Linked DNA regions of Homo sapiens: region 2 is linked to region 1. The links are chromatin loops, found by intact Hi-C in ENCODE. Cell type or tissue: CD14-positive monocyte. All regions are shown on one strand. Links, peaks and the distances in the headings refer to the core of each region. The heading gives the core; the rest is flanking DNA.

Region 1 (11,150 bases), core at 1-2,500:
AAAAAAAAAAAAAAAAAAAAAAAAAAAAAAAAAAAAAAAAAGAATATACTGTAAGGCAGCAGCTTATAAATTGCATATGCTTGAATTACAGTTTATAAGCTATATAAGCTATAATGTAAAGGACAGCACCCCAGTCTCACAATGTGTTCTCTCCCCACTGGTACCTTAACAGAGTCTTCAATAGGCCATTCTACTAATCTATAAGCTGTGTGAATCTGGGTGATGGAATATACACTACAACTTGGGAATTCTGTGAAAGTCTGTTGCCATATTTTCTTCATTACAATGTGATTTTTAAAAATCAGAAACAATGCCATGTGTCATATTATGGTGATGAGTAAGTCATTCTGAAAGCCCACAGTATGGTAGTCGGGGAAGGGAAATCCATATCTGAAATATGCATCTCTTCCTTAGTGGGGAAACGTACTATCTCCCCCAAAGTGAAAAGTAATCAGCTTGCCATTTGGTGGTCGTCTGGTCTCATCAGGGAACGATGGCCCATTAGGTGCACAGCATTGACCTCTGCTATTGGCAGAATGGGCCGTCAGCAGTGGTAACTGTAGATCAGCCTTGGGAGAGGAAGTTCATGGTGTTGAGTCTGCTGTACACACTTTGAAACAGGAGAGTTGTTGGGAAAAGTGACTGCCTGACATTCAGAGAATGAGTCATCAATTCCATTCCATTATTGAGACTCTCCTACAGTGGATTGGGATCACTACTGGTTGGGATAATACAGGCATTTATTTTCACATAACCTGAGTAGGCATATATTGGACACAGATATCTTCACACTCTGTGTTCATTCTGATAGTTTATCCATTTTCCTCTTTCTTTAAACTCCTAGTTCTAAATCTACGAATGTTGATTTTTCTGTTCTTAGCTACCCATTGTTAGGCACTGTCCATGAAACAGTGTGTATCTGTGTTTCAGGATTTCTTCCCTTCTATATCACATGCACTAACAGATGTGTCAAATGATAGTCTGACCACTGAGAGGATCCAGTTCCAGGATAACATCTGCGAGTGGCTGTAATTGTGTAAGTCCACAGACACCGTTGCACCAACAGACCCATCTAGTCACCAGGCCCATGTATATTCCTCATCTGTTAACTGACCATAGGGAACTCCCCCCGAGGCTATACATGTTGGTGGAGGAAGAAGCCGTAAAGGAGTAGGAATATGTGTCATGGGAGTCTGAGCCACCTTCTCATGCAGCTTTCTAGTGCTTTCCAGACTTGCTCAGTGTCATTTGTCATTTTTATTACACAATATAATAATGCTGAAGTGCATGTCTAATTTTAGAATTTGATGAATCATGCAATATTCAAGTCACTGTAGACAACGTGGGACACATAATCAATTGCTCTTTCATGGGCAGCACTATGTCTCTACCAGGGCCTAATAACTTTGCAAGTAGAGGACATTTTTTAAGCATAAGAGGGCATGACCTTACTCCAAAACTTGTGATGTGGTTCTCCTCTTGCGGTTTTCCAAAGACTTTATGTAACATCTCAGTCTGCCCCAGACACTTTGAATACCATGTGGTCATTTAGTCATAAGGCATGAGGAGCAAAGTACCTTACATCTGAGCCTGGGAACTGCTGCAGGGTCTTTTATATTCGAGATTGTATTCAAAATGGGCAGTCTGGTAAATGGGTCAGAGTATCACACACTAATGCAGCAAGTGCTGTCTTTAAAATCCACAAGGTCCAACAAGTACTATGTCTCTTGTTAGTTGTGAGTTGTGCAAAGTGGAACAACTCTTCTTTTGCTTAGAATGGGCATCTTGATGGGCCACAAGCTACCAAACTTCTAAAAACTTCACTGATACAGTGGTGCCTCAGCATAATGTCATCAGCCTAATGAACTTGTATGGTTCTGTGGTAAATCATGATCATCAGAGATCCCTTGATCCTGTATTATTAATATGTCTAAGAGCAGGTGGTAAAACAGTGAAGATGCTGTCACTGCCGCATCAAAATGGTTTAAAGTTATCATTGTTGATAAGAATTAAAATGAAAGCATTTTTTTTTTTCAGGATAGGATCATTAAGTTTTTTCTGTAAAGGGTTAGATATAAATAGCTTAGACTTTAGGCTACGTAGTCTTCTTGTTTGCTTTTAATAGGACAAGAAAAATGTAAAAAGCACTCTTAGTTCTTGGACCATCCTAAAACACTCCATAGGCTGTAGGTTGCCAACTCCTGTTCCAGGTGAGTAGTTGCAATTGGCATCACCATGCAAGTTTGCAATATTCCACAGTCATTTTCCAAGCCACTTCTAGCCAACAGGGAAGTTACACGGCAATGTGCTGATGTAGTATTTCTGCTTTTCTTCTGAATTATTCAAGTTTTCCAAGATGCCACTAGTCTCAGAAAATTCTGATAAGTAAATCCTTACTATTTCAATTTTTTTCATTAAGCATTTCAATTTATTTTTTACCTATCTCACCTTTTCCCAAATACTTAAAGAAGCTTGAACTTTTTATTCTATAAAGATAGTCATTATTCTGGGTATATTTTATCATATTTAGCTTTGGCATAGAGGTTAAGTGTCTGTTTGTTAATAATACTACTTTAAGAATAATGTTACTAAAATGTTAATATTAATTAAAAAGAATTAAATTATTAGATATTTTTCTATGTACTTACTGGGGGCTGAATTATTGATTTTATGATTATTAGTATATTCTGTGAAGGAGTTAAAGCAGGTATTTTGCATTATAAAATTAAGAAAAGATTCCAGGTTCAGTGGCTCATGCCTGTAATCCCAGCACTTTGGGAGGCTGAGGCAGGTGGATCACCCGAGGTCAGGAGTTCAAGACCAGCCTGGCCAACATGGTGAGACCCTGTCTCTTCTAAAATTACAAAAATTAGCTGGGCATGGTGGTGGGCGCCTGTAATCCCAGCTAGTCGGGAGGCTGAGGCAGTAGAATTGCTTGAACCTGGCTGAGATCGGGCCATCGCACTCCAGCCTGGGCAACATAAACAAAACTTCGTCTCAAAAACAAAAATTAACAAAAGATACTTTGCAGTTTAACTTTTTCACTGATTGTGTGAATAAATAGACATAGTTTGGTATATGTAATAATTTTTCCACTCTCTTAAAATAAAACACTTTTTCAAACTCCTGATAGCGTAAAATGCAGATTAGATATTATTTTCTCTAAACACACACACAAAAAGTTTTTTATTAATGCTCTGGGCCTGAACAAATGCTTTATAAAAACTCAACTACTTTACCAAAAATTTTCTATTCCAGCAAAATATTGACCATGGACATGATAGATAAGTAAATAATGTATACCCTGTATTATTGGCAGTTATCACAGTTCTGTTCAACTAATACAAAGACTAAATGAACTCTTCTGAAGTAACACAAGTTGCAAAATATAAACTGTGCGTAGCAAGATCAGTTGTTCTGGAAACATATACACTATAGGCCTTACTTGTCTAAGTCTGGTCTATAATCAGTGAATTTGGGATATCATCTTTTTATTCAAATAGATAAATTTTCTCAGGTGCCATTTTGATGTCAATTGTGATTAATGAAATCTTGCTTGTAATCTTCATTTGTCATTTTATTCCACTCTTGTACATTCCTTTGATTCTTTGAGCTTCAGTACTTCATAAGGTAAAAACATGCTATTAGGGAAATTGCTCTGTTTATAAAATACTATGGAAGTCTTTGGCCTTGGTTGAATTGGAGTAAGATGTTGTTTTCTTCCTCTTTTTAAGAATTATTATTGAATAGTTTTTATTTATCTGTGAGAATCCTTGACCCTTACCAAGCACCTTGAAAATTTTTATTTTCCCCAAGATAGGAAAAGTTCTGGAAAGGAGCTCAGCCCTGTGATTTGGTGTACTCTTGGTAATAAGGTTGACAATCCCTGATATTTGTCATCAAATAGAGCACAGACTGTGTTGGAGACCTTATTGATGCAGAATCGCAGCACCAATGAAGCCTACAGACAAATTGTTTTCTGCTAAGTTCCTCAATACAGGATTAACATTATTACTGGTGCTGTATAAATTATAGCCTGAATGTAATTAAGAAAGCAATTTAAGTTTTTTCTTCAGAGACCAGTGGAACCATAGCTTCATTGCAAATAAGAATTCTATAATATGAAACAGTTTGAAAATAAAATGAAGTGTAAATAATTATGCCAGAATAATAGGTCTGTAATAGAACTATAAAAATGGCATTGTCCTGTATTTTTAAACACTTTTTCACTTAACAGTATATTGAAAACATCATTTAATTCATTGAAAATTCTTTCATTATTAATGGCTGCATAGTATTCTTTTGTTGGATATTTAATAGGATTGTCTTGTTTTTTTGGATTACAAAGACTGACCCTGAAATGAACTTTTTTATACTTTCTTATAGCCTGAAGTTTGCCTCTATCAGTTAATACTATGCTTTGACAAATTCCATGAAGGTAATTATCTGCATAACTTGTTTGCATATTCATGTTTAATTTTGTTTTTAGTACACGTCTTGAAACTGCTCTCCAGTGAAGCTAGAATTTAAAATCCCTACCTCAAGATGTCAGAGCATCTTTGCTTCTTTCTCTAACCAACATAATTTCTTTAAGAGTTTTCCTTTTTTTAATATTCACTGAATATACACGTTAGTCAAACACCAAAAGCTCATAGGTAGAAACATTTGGCTGAAGTTTAGTGTGAAACCAAATACCACTCACAGAATAAATTTGACATAAAATGAGAATATTTTATCTAAATTTATAACAAAAATAATGATAGGTTTTACAACCATATTAGTAGAAATTTAGGAGTCATTTTTTAAAAAGGTTACATTGCTATGAAGAACAATAATATCTCAGCATCTGTGCTATTAAATTGAATATACTGCATTTCTGCCATAAGATAATGATAAGTATATTTCACTACAGTTAGCGGAATGCAGAGTGCTTTTGCTGACATCTCATTTTACCCTAGTAATTACTTATTTTTTCTCATATTATTTATATTACTTATTTTGTCTGAATTACATATTAGTTATTATCAAATGCATAGATTGAAGTGTTTTTCATAAGATATGGAGAGTTTATTCTGAAAGACTGACAACCTAAATGAAATTCAATATCTCAATATAAATAAAATTATTGAATTTACTGGTTTAATATTATAAATACTGGTATACCAGAGATTCCATAGAAAAATAATATGACACAATGTAATCTTTATTATTCTGCCTGATTTTTTTTACACTTAAAATTTTTTCTACATACTTTAAAAATTTATGAGTTCAAAAACGTGTGTAACATTTTTAAAATGTTACTTGGTTAACACATTCTCTGAACAGTTTTATAGTCTGCTAATTTATTTCTGTGTAACTATTTAAAAGTTAATAACAAATGTTGCAGTGTATAAAATTAGCCACTTTTCAGAATCATAATTGTTGCTGAATTTTACCCAAGCAATGATAAGTATAAATTTATACTTCAAATAACATATAGAATCACAGAATTTCAGCCACTTAAATGTAAGAACTCCATTATAAGTGATATCCAGAAGCTTACTTACATTTGAAAGTTAATATTAATAATAATTCTGAATGGCATTCCTTGATTACATGACTGATATTCTTACGGTGACTAGATGTGATGTCAAGTTATGATATTATACCTTTTTATGCACAAGTCTAGGCAGGACAGTTACAATGTTAAAGGAGGCATTTAGTGATTAAGCATTAAAAGATACAATCAAAGTGAAATGGCAGATTGGGACAGAATATTATGGCTGCAGTCAAACTTCAATAAACACCCAAGTCAAAATGAGATACAGTTTTTAATATATATTTGTCATTTATCTTTTGCATTTTATGTATTTCTTGCTCATTTCTTCTAGGTCTCTCTCTGGTAGGGCTGCTCATTTTAAAATCACAGATATAATTACTATGAAAAGTTGTAATCACTGTGGAAAATATTTTCGTCTTTTAGCAGATTATCTAGGAAATAAGCAGCAAGATTTACTCAAACACTTGTTATATAAATTTTATTTTGCTGAATTAAAATTTATTTTATTGAAAGAACTTGCAAATATGCCTTCCAATAAGCATAGATTTGCTCCAGTTTTTAAATGGCAATTAAATGGTTTAAATTTTTTGCAACATGGTAGTCTCTTTAAAGTTTATCTTGCCTGCTTAGGTGAAATAATCAAGCCCTAGTTGGCAGATGAAATCAGAAAATAATTTTGAGACAGTTAAGTGTGTAATTCTTCCCAAAAGTTCACGGAAATGAGGGAAAAACAAGATAGTCTTAAGGCATTTTAACTTAAACTAATTATAATCAATACTCAGATTATCTTTCTACCATTCTCACATGCACTTTGCAAGTCATCAATTCTCAAATTTTATTTATACCAGAACAAAAATCTGCTTGAAGCTATCTTCCTACCGCAGATGCCTTCATAAACCAATTTTCACATAGTCTTTAGTCGGACACATGATTTTCATTAAAAAAGTATGTCTGTAATATAATCACCATTTTATAGAAGTCCACAAAAACTAGAGATAACAAAAAAAGAAAGAATAAGGAAAATTCACACAAACAAACACATAAACTTTCATACCGAGTCTCTACTTCTAGTTTTCAATTTTCAAAATGGGTTTTTCTGTTCTGATGCACTAGCCAACTTTGGTCAAATTATTTTTCCATGAATTCACATTTTTTTGCTATCTATTTTTATATAATTCAATATTGATCTTGAAAATTTTTATATGAACATGTCAATATGGCTAAACTATATAATCATTACATTGAATAAAAGATTTAATTCAGCTGTAAATGACTGCCTATCTTCAAAGTGTAGGTCTCTTTATTTTTCATTGCTTTTGCATGGAAAGAGGAAAAGAAACACCCTGATATCTACATCATCTATATCTATATGTATTTATATATGTATATGTATATGTATGTATGTGTGTATATGTGTGTGTGTGTGTATATATATATATACACAATATGACGATTTTTGGTATTCTACCCACTTATTAATAATCTTTAGCTACTTTCAAAAAACAAGAATTAGCTATCTCCTTAGATTTCTCTCATTGACTATTTAACTGTTTAGTGCATCAGAGTTCCTGTACCTAAGAAAAACATCATTAGGAAAGAAAATAAACTGTACAGAAAAAAAATATATCAAAGACTCTAAAATTTTTATACCTCTGTGTTTAGAGCATTTACATTCTATCATGCTTTATTCATTGCAAGGGGAAATTTTTTTAAAATATCTGAATTCATTTGCATTTTTTAATCTCCTTTGGTCAAGTGGCAGTCTGGTCATTGCGGCATTGCCTGCATGCATATTAAAACTTGTAGATGTGTTCCAGTGGATTGGAAGAAAATCTTGAGGACAATTGAAGTAAAACTGTATGATAAATGTTCTTGATGACAGAAAAAAAATATTTTTGATAAAGCATAACATCTATGACTTGAATTGTAGCAGTTCAGAAAAATGGAACATTTAAAGTGAAGATATTTTAGTAACAACTATTTTTAATTTGTGATGTATGCAAATGAGTGATAAGATAAAAATCTAAGTGTTAAATCTAAAAGAACTCTTTAAATGTGTATAAAACAAAAAATACTAAGTGTGATGAAAGCTTTGTAGCAAGGTTAAATTGACAGTATATTTTCTTCATGTACAAATAGTGTTTCATCTATTTTTCTCAAATTATAACTAATTACAATTAATGGAATATTAGATTTAATGGAATATAGTATCAACAGCCCTTCTTTAGATGAGGGAACTGAAGATTAGCATGGTTGAGTAAATTGATCAAAACTACATGGTAATTTATGTGTTAGTTTTGTACTACTGCAAAAAAAATTATCATGAATTTAGTGGCTTAAAACAACACAAATGTATTGTCTTACATGTCGGTAAGCCAGAAGTCCAAAATGAGTTGCACTGGGCTAAAATCAAGGTATCCACACGGCTGTTTGCCTTTCTGGTAGCTTTAAGGGAGAATTCATTCCATGTTTTTCCCATCTTCTAGAGGCACTTATATTCTTGGTTTCCTTCCATTGTCAAAAGCTGCAAGGGCTGGTAGATTCTATTTCACATCATATCATTCTGACACTAACTCTTCAGACTCCCTCTGTTACTTATATGAATTCTTGTGATAATATTGACCTCACTAAAAAAATCCTGGCGAATCTCCCTACCATAAAGTCAGCTAATTAGCAACCTTAATTCCATCTGCTACCTTACTTTCCCTTTGACATGTAACATAATCTATTTATAGATTCCAGGGATTCAGTCATACACATCTTTGAGGAGCCATTATTCTGTCTACTACAACTGGTGGGAGAGAATTTAGTCTCAGTTTGTTTCACTGCAAAGCTGACAGTCTTCACTATGCTGTATTACTTATTAAAGAGCTCAGCATGTAAAGTTTTTCTTCCAGGCTGTGAATATTTTATCACACTGTTAGAAGTAGAGCATGACCAGTTATTTACAGTAAGTTTGAACAGGAGGAAAGAGTAAGGAACTTGACACTATACCAGTTAACTGGTGATGGACATTAAGGGCAACAGAACTGTAGGTCTTGAACACAGAACATTTATTTCTTCTGGATTAATGTCCAAAATGTCAGGTAAAAGCAGAATGAGATTCAGACATCTAATTGGGGAGGGGTGGTTATAGAGGAATTTTTCAGCAGATAAATTGAGCACAGGCCTTCAGAACAAGCACTTGGGACATGTATACTTAAAAGATAAATAGTTAAATAAGACTCCTAACATTCATGTAACTGTGCTTCGCCAACTTGCTGAAGTATGGGACATGTCTAGTCCAAGGGACTTAATAGAAGACTAGGTTTAGTTATAAAAACAGTCAGGAGTACTAGGGAAATAGTCTAATCAGAAATCAGAAACAGTATCAAAGGCAGAAAAGCAACTAGGAGCTAGCACAATTAGGAATGGGTGTTTATATAAGATTGGGACTTAAGTTTGATGAAGGAATTAAGTCATCAGTTAAGACACACATTACGGGCAGATGATCCATAAGAATAATGATGCCCAGCCAAGCAAGGGAGCAGAGACTGCCCAAATACTTCATGGCTCACATCAGGAATGGCCTTGGGAGTTGAACTGGGTCTGAGTGCAGGGGATCCTAAAAATAAAATTACTTCTAATGCAAGATATCACTGTCTCTTACATAGTAGTCCTTCAATAACTACTTGTTAAAAATAAGTAGGAAAATATCTAGTTGTTACATTATTTAAAAATAATTTCTAGAATTATAATACAGAATTTCTGAAACCATGGAACGTATTATTGGGGTTTTAAGAAATGTTATTTTTGAGGTTTTAAAATATACATCAAAGATCACTGGACAAAAACATCAAAGATGTTGAAATATACAAAACAGGACAAATTAAATGATCAATAAAGAGTACAGGCATTGAGACGAGTTAAGAATAATCCTGTAGTGACATCAGCAAGATGGTGGGATACAAATTCTCAGCCCTTGTTCACCTATAGAAATGCTGATTTAACAATGATGTATGGACCAAAATACTTCTATGAGAATTACAGACTCTAGTTAAGAATTTGCTGTACCCTAGGCAAGCACAAAGATAAGAAGAGCCACAGTGAAATGGATAAAAAGAACAATTTCACTTTAACCACAGGTCACAAAGTTAAGGAAAGATACTGTGGTTTGATGTTAATTAGAATGTAATCCATGCAGAAGATTTTAAATTCTGAGCCAGGGCACTTGTACAATTCTACCAAACTGACAATGAGACATGTCACTCTCTAGCTATTTAAACCAAGATTACGTACTTTTCTTTTGCATTGATTATGGATGCTAAAATGTAAAATTCAAATCAAGTTTGGAAAGTAAAGTACACAAAATATTTTAAAGATTATGAGGTTGAAATTAAATTATTTGAGACATATTCTGCTTAAAATTACTATAAAATATGCATCATTTTTCTTAAAGGATTTCTCTGTCAAACTTATCAACTTCATTCCCAAAGTTACTCCAGTGTTAAACCTGAGAAATTTTAACTTTAAGAATTTAGTAGTTTGTATAACTTTAAGAATTATGTAACTTGAATCATTGTAATTTCCATTTTACATACCAATTATAATCATTGAAGCTGGTTATCAGAGGAAGAAAGAAGAGGAGAAGAAGAAAAGCAGAATGGTTATAATTTTCTGGTCTGGTTTAAGCAACTTTGACCTTTGACAGATAGGGAATAGGGTGTGATCCCATACCCTATGTTATTCAAGTCAGTCACTGACATCTGTCTCCCAGATAGGGAATAGGGTGTGATCCCATACCCTATGTTATTCAAGTCAGTCACTGACATCTGTCTCCTCTTCCCTATCTGTTCCCTGCCTAGTGATTTTGTGGGTCAGGCATTGTACAGGCAATTGGGCCTCTTCTATTGATGTTACCATGCTTTGTGACTCAGGATTGAATCATGAATGAGAGTATATTCTTAGAAATCTTTTAATCCAATATTTTAGGGTATGTGCTTCTGAAGGTAAATTGAACGATTTGCTATATTTCAAATAAGGTCTATAGTTTAGTTAATAATATTGTACCAATGCTAATTTCCTGTTCTTGATAATTTTACCATACTTATGTAAGATATTAACATTAGAAGAAGCAGCATGAGATATAGAAATAAATTCTTTGTACTATTGTTGAACATTTGTGAGACTCTAAAATCAGTTTAAAATGCTTAAATAGATTTTAAAGCAGATTTGTAGTAAAAACCTTGGAAACTTGTGATGTTTCAAATTCTTCATTTTGCACATTAGAGGCTCAAAAATGTTAAAGGACTTAACAGTATTTTCGGTTTGAGTTAAAGCCAAGATGAGATCTAAGAGTGTTGTTAAGTTGCCTGGGCACTTCTTTCCTCTGTTTCAACATATGAAAATGAAACTTCATTCCTCAGAAATTGGTTACTGTTGATCATCCCATTTGAATCAGAACTTCCCCAGTTTCAATTTCCTCAGTATTTATGCAACGTGAAGATGAATGTCAAAATTATTTTCCTTATATCCTGTCATATTAACAATATATGTAACACTGAATAATATGATAGTGAAAAAATATTCTTCTCAAGTAGTCTTGTTTGTTTGTCTATATAAGAGAATTAAT
Region 2 (12,337 bases), core at 4,868-7,367, 46 kb before region 1:
ATGGTGAAACCCCGTCTCTACTAAAAATACAAAAAAATTAGCTGGGCATGGTGGCGGGCGCCTGTAGTCCCAGCTACTAGGGAGGCTGAGGCAGGAGAATGGCATGAACCCGGGAGGCGGAGCTTGCACTGAGCCGAGGTCGCGCCACTGCACTCCAGCCTGGGCGACAGAGTGAGACTCCGTCTCAAAAATAAATAAATAAAGTATCCAAGAAAGCATTTGTGGTGTCTGCATGTTCTCCAGCGTCAGCGCCAGAGCAATGAAAATCCCTCTCTGCAGGGGGACAGCAGCAAGTCTCTAACCTTTTAGTGGAAGGAACGTGTCCTGGGACAGATGTTTGGGTGCTGCCCTTGCTTCACTTTAATCTGTTTGGAAATCAAACCACATGTTTTCCCAGCTATTTTGCATATGATTTTTGGTAAATCTCATTATCTTCAGCGAGCAAAAGGAGTTATCTGGAAGTTAGTACTAAAGAGCATCAAATGAAGGAGAAAATAGATTAAGTGCTCCTCATATTGTTAGAGGAGAGAAGAGTGAGTAGAAGCTATCCTCTGACCTAAACTGACTTGGAAACCTGCTCCCTGCCTTACCATTCCAGAAAATTCAAGCGGGAAATAGAGACAGTATGCATCCTCTTCGACATTTTGAGAGGGGAAATTGCACTGGAGTCAGGAGATGAGCGAGAGTTCCTTATTCTTCAATTTTGGAAACTAATCTTTAGTAATAATAATAATGATCCCCGAAATTGTAGGCACCATCTCATAGTTAAACACAAAGATCATATGCTTTCTCCAATATTGAACTAATGCTAAAGACATGATACTCTCGATTGAACAGCAGCAACAACAGGAAAATAGCCGTGTTTTGAGATTCTCCCTTTCCCACTCTTTTGGGTGCCCCTGCTTGGTGCTGTTTCGGTACATCAAGCACAACAGCATATGCAGCACTTTGCTTGGTATAAATGTTTCGGAAGCTGGTGTTGCTAAGCTGTGGCTAATTTCAAATGCAAAAAGAAAAAAAATACTTCTCTTGGAAAATATGCTTGCTACAACCTTCATTCCTCCTTCAACTATTTGTGTAGTTCCTAAGTGGAATAAGTTCGGTTTATGCAAAGCTGAAGGGAAAGGGAAAGGAAACAAATATTTAAGAGCATATTGCTATTTATTCTCTCTGTATCTTCAAACAGTCAAATATTTACTCATAAAAGATGCTGAAAAAGGTCATCCAATCAAGGTCATGAGATTTTTTGAGTTAATAATTTCGATCATATCTTTTTTCAGAGTCTGCATTTCTGAAAAGTAAAGGTACTTATTCTTAATCTCTATATGTATGGCTATTTTGTGTTTCTTTTATATCTTCCATAATATTATAAACTAGTTTACACATAACAGTCACAGACTGTGTGTCTTTTCTGTTAGGCACAATCGTGGCTGTCAGGTTCCAATTGATCAAGTTTTCACTTAGAATCCCAAACCCAAACAGAATTGCAGTTTTTGTTCACGATTAGAAGTTTATGGTATTTTTGACCCTTTAATTTGATTCATAATATTTGTATTCTATCACTGCTATAACAAATTTCAACAAATATAGTGACTTAAAACAATACAAATTTGTTGTCTTACACTGCCTGCAGATCAGAAGTCCTAAAATCAAGGTGTTAGCAGGATTGTGTTTCCTTCTGTAGGCTCTGGGACTGTAGGAGAGAATCTTATTCCCTGTCTTTTCCAGCTTCTAGAAGCTGCCTGCATTCCTTGGCTTACAGGCCCTTCCTCCATCTCCAAAGCCAATAGGACAGCACCTTCCAATCTCTTTTCCTCTCTCTCTCCCTGTCTTCTCTCCTATTCTTCTCTACTTTCCTCATTACATCTCCTTGGACTCTGACTCTCCTGCCTTCCTCTCATAAGGAAGGGACCCTTGTGATTACACTGGGCTTTCCCAGACAATTCAAGATAATAATCACATCTGTGAAGTCTCTTTTGCCATGTAAACATACACAAATATTAGGGCGTAGGTCTTGGGCTTCTTCATGGAACCATTACTCTGCATACCACACTCAGGCACTTGAACTTATCTCCTAGTTAGAATTTCTTTGTTTTATGCATTCCTAAAGCGTTTTGAAAAAAAAAAGCCAAAAATATTTTTAAAGTATGTAAAAAAAATGACATGAAAATGTTCAGGCTTTTGAGTCTTGTATTAGTCTGTTTTCACGCTGCTGATAAAGACATACCAAAGACTGGGCAATTTACAAAAGAAAGAGGTTTAATGGACTTAAGGTTCTACATGGCTGTCGAGGCCTCACAATCATGGTGGAAGGTGAAAGTGACGTCTCACATGGCAGCAGACAAGAGAAGAGAGCTTGTGTAGGGAAACTCCCCCTTATAAAACCATGAGATTGGCCAGGCACAGTGGCTCACGCCTGTAATCCTAACACTTTGGGAGGCAGAGGCGGGTGGATCACTTGAGGTCAGGAGTTCAAGACCAGCCTGGCCAACATGGTGAAAACATCTCTACTAAAAATACAAAAATTAGCTGGGTGTGGTGACATACACTTGTAATCCCAGCTACTTGGGAGGCTGAGGTATGAGAATCCCATGAACCTGGGAGGTGGAGGTTGCAGTGATCCGAGATTGCGAAACTGCACTCCAGTCTGGGCAATAGGATGAGACTCTGTCTCAAAGAACAAAAAACAAAAAACAACATCAGATCTTGTGAGATTTATTCACTATCACGAGAACAGCAAGGGAAAGACCTGCCCCCATGATTCAATTACTTCCCACTGGGTCCCTCCCACAACATGTGGGAATTCAATATGATATTTGGGTGGGAACACAACCAGACCATATCAGTTCTATATATAGCATTCAGTACTAGTCCTCTGGGTGCCAGGGCAAGTCTAGGAAGTACATTTATTTCTGGCTGTTACAGAAGGAAACTGTTCACTGAGTTTAAATACTCAGTGCAGCACCTGAAGAGTTCAGTTTCTCCAGCTAAAGGTAGTGGCTCCCTGAATTCTACTGGATAGGACTCTGGAGGATATGTTTGTTTTTGTTGTTGAAAACAGTTAAAATTGAAATTCTGTTAGAGTACATATTCTTATTAAAATAGAAAATAAACTTAATATTTTGGATCTTAATGTTTTTCCCAAGGGGAAATCATTACACACAGCTCACACAGCATGAGAGCCATGAGTGTGCCTTGGGCAGACTAAGACTCACTGTGGATCTATTTCCATATTGAATACAAGTTCATTTAAAATGTGTTTATTTGCCTATTTTCCTATCACTGAGTTTTATGGATAAGTAAACTAGGGCTTACCAATGCTAAGGGTATCGAGACATGCTACATGGACTTGGCTTGCAGAAAGATCCAGTGGGGCAAAAGAGCTCCTTTTCATGTTTCTTAAGTTGAGGGAGAGGGTAATGGATCATATTCTGAGCTTAGAGGTTTTGAAACGTTGTATTTCTCAGGCTCACGAAACATGCTTTCTGACATTACTCTCTCCGGCCACCCTTTGTGGAGGAAGAACAAAGTGGTAACCCATTTTGTGTTAAAAGGAAGAGTGAATGCAAAGGCATGGATGAGGGATTCAGATATATTCCTACTAGACCCGTACAACTGCACCCCAATTTCCTCTGCAGATGAAATTGTAGAATAGAAATTATAGCACTGTAGCATAGAGAGCTGAAGTGGGTACATGTTCTCCATCGAAAGGCTGAAAGTATTTTCTGCAAAGTTTTGGATGGTTTATGGAATAGTGGGAATAAGCCACATACATATGCTTTGATATATACACACATATATACTGAAGGTTAGATACATTTCAAAGGATACAATATCTTATCATGAATAAAGTTTTCATGAAGATAGAGGAATAGTGTGAGGAAGGGGTTCTCCTGGGCCCTCTTGTCCCTGATAGAGGCTCATACCTGTGGATAATGCAGTCTTTGAAAGAAAGCATGTCTTGTGATCAAGAAAACTCGATTCTTGCCATGTCATAGTCTTTAAACAATCAGTTTTATAATACCATTCATGATGAATATGCGTTTTATTTGACAGAAGGTTTTAAAAACCTCAAGACTCCCATGTTTGATCCAAATTCAGTGTCAGCTAAAATTAAACAGTTATTCAGGAAGAAAAAAAAATACCCAGTTTTCTCTGGATAATAACTCAGCTTTTTCTCTGACATCTCTTTGCAGTCCACATTTCCACTCTGATTTCAGACCCATTTATCTGGGTGGATTTGACTCTCAGTTTGATCCAAACACTGCTGCCTCAAATCCATTTATCTTCAGCTCACAAAGGATTATGTTTTCTGTGTTTAGCCAACACCACAACGACTCTGTTGGTAGTTGTGGCTTTGCTTTGTAACATCTTTTTGTATTAGTTAACTCTGTGAGCAACATCGTGGAATTAAGATCTTTCAGTGCTTCTAATTGGCAGCAAACCTTTGTTTTTAATTTTATGCTCTAATCATCATAGTTTGACCAGTAGAAGCACTTTCAACCTAGTTCTTGTAGCCATTTTCACACATCTTTAAACATTATCCTTGCTTTCCAATAACAGCAAGCTATTCCAGAACAATCTTGAGTTCTGTTACACTCAGTGCGAACTCAATGACTCCACAAGAATCAGAGCCCTGATTCTCATTAGTGGAGGCTAATTTTGTGTGTAGTAGTCTTGCACATTACAGTGTTTCATGGAAAAGTTGGGAATAGAAGAGAAATGACAACAGAAGAAGAGCAACCTAGAGCACTGAAGTAGTAACAAGAGTCCCCTCTTCCACAAAAAGTTCATTATTTCAATTTTCTTCTTTACTAAGTTTATTTTTACCTCTCTCTAGTAAGAGAGCTTCTTAATCTAAAATTTTCCCTTTCTTTATACACCAGTTTTGATATAACTGTTATATATTATCATACCAAGCCATGTGTGCCTAAAGTGGTCTACTTGAGGTCCATTAATTCCCTTAACCCTGAGTACTTCCCCTACGGTGTAACGCGGGTTGGTAGGTTGTACCAAAATATAAATAGGCCAACCAGGCTTTCAGTTTCCTCCTTGGATCTGTGTAGTGGCCATGATGAGAATTCATTTTTTAAAGCATATTTTATTAAAACACTCCAGGAATACAGAAGTATGTAAGATAATATACAAGTTATCAAAATGCTAAACAGCTCTATAGCCACTCTCGTGTCTAAAAATCGTTACCAAGGACATTGACTCTCCCTTGAGCTATCCCAAGTCGCAATTCCCTACTTCCACCATAGCACTGTTCTGGCCCACCTGTTACCTTGCCTTTATTTTATAATAATTTTTAAAAATGTGCTTTTCCTATAACCATAGTGTTTAATTTTGTCTATTTTAAGATTTTGATGACTGGGGTATATTGAACTCAATCTTCCATGACTTGCTTTTTAAAATTATGATAATTATGATTATATTGATGCCTGTGCTTTATATCATTTTACTGTTGCATGTTATTCTGTAACAATCATGAATTGCTCAACAATGGAAATACACTCTGAGAAATGCACTGTTAGGTGATTTCATCTTTCTAGAGCATACTTACACACACCTAGATGGTGTAGCCTCCTACACCCCTAGCCTATGTGGTATAACATATTGTTCCTAGGCTACAAACCTGTATAGCATGTTACTGTACTGAATACTGTGGGGAATTGTAACACAGTGGTAAGTAGTTGTGTATTTAAATATAGAAAAGGTACAGTAAAAATATGGTATAATGTGTGGGACCACTGTCATACATGCTGTTTTTGACCTAAAAGTCGTTATGGGTCAGATGACTATACTTGAACATGTTGCAATTTATATGCTCTACTAATGAACACTTAGGCAATTTCCTGTTTTGAGATTATAGACACTGCTATGACAAATGTTCTAATATTTGACTCATGATGCAAGAGATGTAAAAGTTTCCACAGGTTATATTCTTGAGTCTTATATATTTACTTCCAAATTTACTGGAAAATCTCAAATTGCTTTCTAAAGTGGTTTTACCAGTTTGTATGTCTATTGGAAATGTGGAAGACTACACATTGGGATATTAGGCACCCTCAGACTTTAATTTTTGCCAATTTTGTGGAGGTTAAACACTATTATATTGTATTTCTAACTTTAATTTCTCTGATACCCAGTGAACTTGAGTAGCTTTTCAAATAAATTTTTGGCCATTCACGTTTCCTACTTTGTGAAATGCTGTTAGCATCTTTTGCCATTTTTTTCCTAATGGGTTGTCTTTTTCTTATTGACAATAATTCATTTTTAACTGCCTGTGGGATGTCTCCAGCAAAGACTGCCGATACTATCTGAATGATCTAAACTCTTTTAAAGACACTGGAATGCAATGCAACCCTACCACTAGGCCCTGCTACTGTCTTTTCTCAGAAGGCCTCCTGTCTCTGTAGTCGAGAAGTCCAGGAAACCCAGGCCCTTCCTCCCATCAGCCTGGGAGGAACTCTTCAGATGTCCTTTATCAGGGATTCAACACTCTCAAAGATCCCAAATTTAAGCCTAAAATCTCTCCTTCCTGACTATCTAGACTTTCTTTTATTTACAATAAAGTGGGGAAACCCTTCTTGTTGGTAGGACCTTGTTTGATTCTCATCCACCCATCTCTCTTGTTGCTTCTTTCACATTAGGAAGGTTTGTTTGGGGTACTGTGACTTCTTCCAGATCAGGATGTGGGGACATGCCTCTAGTTGTGGCCACTTGTGAATCCAGATCTGAGTACAAAGCTGTTCTCACACTCCTCTCCTCTCCTGTTTACCTAGTCCTATGTATTTCCTATGAAGTTCTTCGCGAGCACTCAGGATCGAGCCCTTCATTTTCTCCACCTCAATTCTTTTGTTTCCCCACTAATGTCAGCACTCTGCTAAATTTTCTGATTTCACTAATTAACCTAATAGTTTTACTCCTCCAATACAATAAATATTTACTATGCAAAACTCTAAAATGAACCAAAGGAGAAAGAGAAAAGGACTTCTTAGAGAAATCTGACACATCCCTAGCCATCCATCCCCTTTGTCTCATGTAACTTCAGCTCAGGAATTGTTTTTTTCTTCTCTAAATAAAATGCAGTTCAAAACATAGTAGTTATTCCTTCTTAGTTTTTTTGATTTGGTGAGTTTTTTTTGTTTTAAATTTTTTCTTTGTTTTTGTTTTCTTTTTTTTTTTTCCCCTCACATTTCATGGATCACTCCTGAAACAAAAAGGCTTGTAGTTCTGAATAGTTATACCCTCAGCCAAATACTCTTGGCCAAATACCTATTCACTCATTGAAAAAAATTTGTATTTACAAATGTGTGAATAGAAATTCAGGATTTAAAAAAAGGTGTGTATATACTTATATCAATGAAAATATTTAAGGAAACCCTGAAATAACTGAACATTAATTTTGGTTATCAATATGTTTGTACAAATCAAAAAATACTAAGGCCAGAATTTTCTTCCATTGGAAAGCATGGGTCCACATTTATTGGTAGAATGTAACTTATAGTTAAAAATTTTATATTGGAAAGTCTCCTCCTGGGCCACTCATTAAACAAAGATAAATGGAAACAGATTTGTCCTTAAATTATAACCACCCATGTGACATAAAACCTTGTCATATAGTTAACTTTCTTTGTTTTGTAGTCCCCTGTCCCCACTCTTCTCTTTAACTTAGCCTCTTTCTCCGCAACCTGTCGGTACTCTGCCCCCACATTGCTACATCCATCCAATTTTTTTGTCTGAAAAGTTACCTCCTAACAGTCTAAAGGGGCCTTGAGGGGGTTTTCAGTGCTTCTCCCAATTCCCTTGCATTTTTCAACTCCTTTCAAGATCCTCAACTATTTCCTTTGCCTAAGCGAACTAGGGTAAGAAAAGCCAGGGGATAGGAATTTGGATTGCCCTAATTTCAAACGGTCCGCTGGTAAAGAACAGAGATGTAGCCCTTTGCTATGTGTCTCAGTCCATTTGTACTGCTGTAACAGAATACCTGAGACTGGGTAATTTATCAGGAACAGAAATTTATTTTCTCACATTTCTGGAGGCCGAGAAGTCAAAGATCAAGGCACTGGCAGGTTTGGTTGTCCAGTGAGGGCTGCATCCTCCAGAGGGAAGGAAGGCTGTTTCCTCAAGTGGAGGAAGGTGGAAGGGGGAGTGACCTGAAAGTTTTTGTGGGAAACCTTTTTTATGGAGGCCTGAATCACATTGACGAGGGAGGAGACTTCATGACCTAGTGACCCCTTAGAGGCCCCACTTCTTAATACCATCAATTGGCAACATCTGAATTTTGGACAGAACACATTCAAACCATAGCAGTATGTCTCCCTTCAGGAGCAACTACCCAAAGTTTTCTTGCTCTGTGCCACTGAGTCTCCACTTGAATGTTTTTACCACATGGTTTCTTCCTGCAATTTGCTGATTCCCTCCTGATCCCAATTTAAATTGCTTTAGTGGACTTTGCTTTAGTTCTACAATCATGAACATTGAGGACTCTCAGTGGTTTAGTTAAGAGCAGGAGTGGATCTGGATTATCTCAAAATGCCTTTTGCTTGCCCCTTGATTCCAAAAGGAATTCAAAACATCTGGGGACATCAACTAAAAAGTCTCTCTAGATTTAGATAGGCAGCTCTTCCTTGTTCTTTTTATACTTGGGGCTTGCAAAGGCATCCCAAAAGAACATAGTAATTCTATGATGTTTAATTTGAAGACATATTAACAAACATTGGTCTCTCCAGTTTTCTGCATCAAATAAATAGGACTGTGTCCTCATCTGGAACAAGTAAAAAGAGATGGAAACTAGGAGTGCCTGGATAATTTCTGCATCCTGTTTTTCAGCTTTTTGGATGGCCCATTTTTCTATAACCTAATTCTTACTAGGTATCTTTATACCTGATTTGTTCTGAATTGAATTTGGTCTTATAACTATGGACACACATAAAATACATTTTCATATGTTTCTTTGGCGACTTCAATGGGCATATCATTTCTTAAGTGCATAATAGTAGCTCATATTTACTGAGTGCATATGATGTGCCCTGCTTGGGAGAAGTGCTCTGTGGGTGCTATTTCAGTAAGAAACTTAAGCACAGGTATAAAATGGTAGAGCCAAAATTAAGTCCAGGTGAGTTTGATGCTTGGACCCTAGCTCTTTACTACCATTCTCCACTGGATACATTTGATCACAGACAGGCTATTGTAACTTCCTCGGAGAGATGGACTTTGCCTCATGCAGGGAATCCCTGATTTAAATGCTTCACATCTTGACCCCCTGTTTACCAGTAGCACCTAGGAAGTCATGAGCTACCTGTATTTCGGTTGCCTTTATATCTTCACGGCCTCCTTATATACAGGAGTTCACAGCAAGTTCAGATATTCACATTGGCTAAGTCATGATTTATCTTTAACACGGATTTAAGACATTGTCTTATAAAAGTACACAGCTTTTCACATAATAGGAGCTTCTAACTTATTTGCTGAATGAAAGATACCTTGACTTAATCCAGAATTTAAATAATTTCTTGAAATAATCACATTAGATTTTGGCCTCTCATCATTGTTCAGTTTACCTGTCTGCTTTGCTTCGCTGATTACTAAAAGCAGGAAAATAACTGAGAAGGCAGCTTTTTTTTTTAATAAAAGAAATGAAGAAAAACAAAAACATGATAAATGGAGGCAGAGGGAATTGGTGCACAGACCCATATCCATGGAAGGCAGAAGATCTGATTGACAACAGAAAATTAGTGAGCTGTAGAAATGTGAAACTTAGAGGCATTCTAGAAAGGAGAGAGAGAGACTAGAAAATAAAATAGCAGCAACACAGGGAAGAAAAATGATCATGTCAGCAGCAGAGAGAGCCAAAATGAACAGTTAATGAAAGAATTTCTAAGTGAAGGACTTGGGGCATCATACACACAGAGATAAATAGCATCAGGGAGAGGTCCCACCCACGGCTGATCGGATTCAAATGGCTGGATCCTTTAGTCTGGATTTTACATGAGAGACCAAGCACAACGCTGGGCATTAGCTCTCATTTTAGGTCTCACTAAGGATATTAGGGTTGACTTATAGCATCAGGGATGTTTTCAGATTAATAATGTTATATATTTATTTCTATTTTTTTTTACCTCAAACTCCAATTTAGGGCTTAGATAACATTTTAGACAATATATTTTATGTCAGAGACCACTGGCCCATAAAAAACAATTATCCACATTGTAAAATAGAATTATTTTTTCCATAAGATAATAGAATTTTCATATATACACACCTTTTAAATTAAGTAGAGTGCATAGTTATGTATTCATTTTCAGAAAAATATGCATGTTATGCATATGCCCACAGTAACACACACACACATATGCACACACACACAAAATCTTCACTTCTATTATTGGCTTTAGAGAAGAAAATAAGTCTTAAGGAGAAGTGGAAAGAGAAATAGGCAAAGGTGAGGGATATGGAAGTGGAATAGATACACATAGCCTGAAAGGAAACAGACAGCCTAAGGCCCTGGTGTCTTTCTGAGAAATTTCAGTAATGTGGCTCATTTTGATGTTTCAGCCTTGTATCTTCCAAACTACAATGTACACTGCTCTTAGAATCATCTTTGCACAAATCTGATTATATAATTTTCTTGCCTCATTACTTGTGATGATTTCTTATATTCTCTTGAATGAAGTAAAAGTTTCTTAGTTTGACGTTTTTCTCACAACCTACTTTTCTCTTTTTATTGGCCTTAAACATCACTACACACATTCTACCCTGCAGCTACTTTGAACCACTTTCCATTTCTTTCAAGTGTGCTACTTCTTCTGTGTGTGTTCTTTTTCTTCTCTTTTTCTTGCACACAGTTATGCGTGAGCATAATGAGTAAAATGGTTCTATGTCATTTCTTGGAGGGAAGCAAAGTTCTCTGCCTTTTCCCCTGCTCCCATTCCAAAGACAACTAATTTCACCTCTATTGAGTAATTATTTTGGCATTGATCTAAATTTCTAAATAAAAGCTTACATTGCAGCATTTTTATTTTTCAGCCTGAATTATTAATAGCTGACCTCCTTTTTAATGTAAGAATTTGGATATTTTTAGTTCTCCAATTGCTATTTCCACCATGCATGAATGGTACTTCTATCCCCCAACATTGTGATATTGTTATATGGAATTTTTATAAGACTGCTGTTCAGTATTTGCATTATTATGTTGTAAACACTGCTTACAACTGATCCGGTCAATAAACTATAATTACTTTTCCCTCCTAGAAACCTTTTTATTTTACTGGGAACTAATAATTTTCATATCTTTACGTACTCATCAGTAACCAACTTTTTAAAAATTTCCTGAATCTCCTCTAAAGACATTTAGTTATTTCACATATTCTGTCCATTTCATCTTCCTGAAGCAGTACTCCTTCTAGTCAGATTTGACTGCCCTCTGTTCTTGGAGCACAGCTGTTGTGTGAGCCCCTCCTTTCACATATATTCAAGGATTCCCTTCACTGCTATCCACGTTTGATTTCCTGTTTCTTGTTATCTCATATCTCTCTTTTTCTTAGTTTATATCCTCATCTTGATGGAGCACATCCTTCAGTATTTCCTCGGAATGCATGCATGGGAGGTCACTTCTTTGAAAACCTGTGTGTTTGAAATTATTTTTATCTCATCCCGACTCTTACTGAAAGTTTGGAAAGGTATAGAATTCTATGTTGAAAATCATTTTTTTTTGAGATTTTCAAAGACATTTGTGCCGCTGAAAATGACTAGAGTAACACAAACAATGCAACTGAGTAGTCTTACTTTAAATTCATGGCCAAAAACTTCAGATGAGCAGAGGATCACACTCTATTTCTGTAGTCTATTTATTTTCCCACTCTCCTAGAAGCTTATTTCACGTTCTTCCTTTCTCTTCAAATATCAATTTTCCCTGTCTTCTTACTTTCAGCTGATAGTCTTAATGACAATTTCACTGAGACAACTAAAACATTCAGCAGAGATCCCCAGATTCATACAACTACATCTATCCATCTACTAGCATCTGATCCAACAACTGGGCCTTCCTTCCTGGTCCCACAGATGTACTGATAAACCATCCATGCTCTGCTCTAAAACCTATTCCTTCACTTGAGCACCAGAAATTACTTTCGCATTTCTACAGCTCACTAATTTTCTGTTGTCAATCAGACCTTCTGCCTTCCATGGATATGGGTCTGTGTACCAATTCCCTCTGCCCCATTTATCCATGGAAAACAATTCCATTTATAATAGGTACACAAAATAAAATACTTAGGAATAAATTTAACCAAGGAGATGAAAAATACAGGTCTTAGAAATTACAGAACTTTGA

The links. Hi-C counts contacts between places; a loop is a spot of excess contacts. Peaks named below come from ENCODE experiments on the same cell type or tissue, not always from the same donor. Only the 100,000 strongest peaks of a DNase experiment are listed, where the experiment ranks them.
Region 2: a loop joins it to region 1, with 4 times the contacts of the local background. A loop is called at or near these places in 2 of 110 quality-filtered maps.

The regions. Positions count from the first base shown.
Region 1 is chr2:57,434,419-57,445,568 of GRCh38, reverse strand. No RefSeq gene overlaps it. Among named protein-coding and RNA genes, the nearest start is that of VRK2, 610 kb to the left of the region's middle. In CD14-positive monocyte, for the core only: no CTCF peak of the experiment used is centred there; DNase peaks (open chromatin) are centred at 618 and 1,128; H3K27ac peaks cover 1,397 bases.
Region 2 is chr2:57,484,453-57,496,789 of GRCh38, reverse strand. No RefSeq gene overlaps it. Among named protein-coding and RNA genes, the nearest start is that of VRK2, 560 kb to the left of the region's middle. In CD14-positive monocyte, for the core only: no CTCF peak of the experiment used is centred there; a DNase peak (open chromatin) is centred at 5,849; H3K27ac peaks cover 1,047 bases.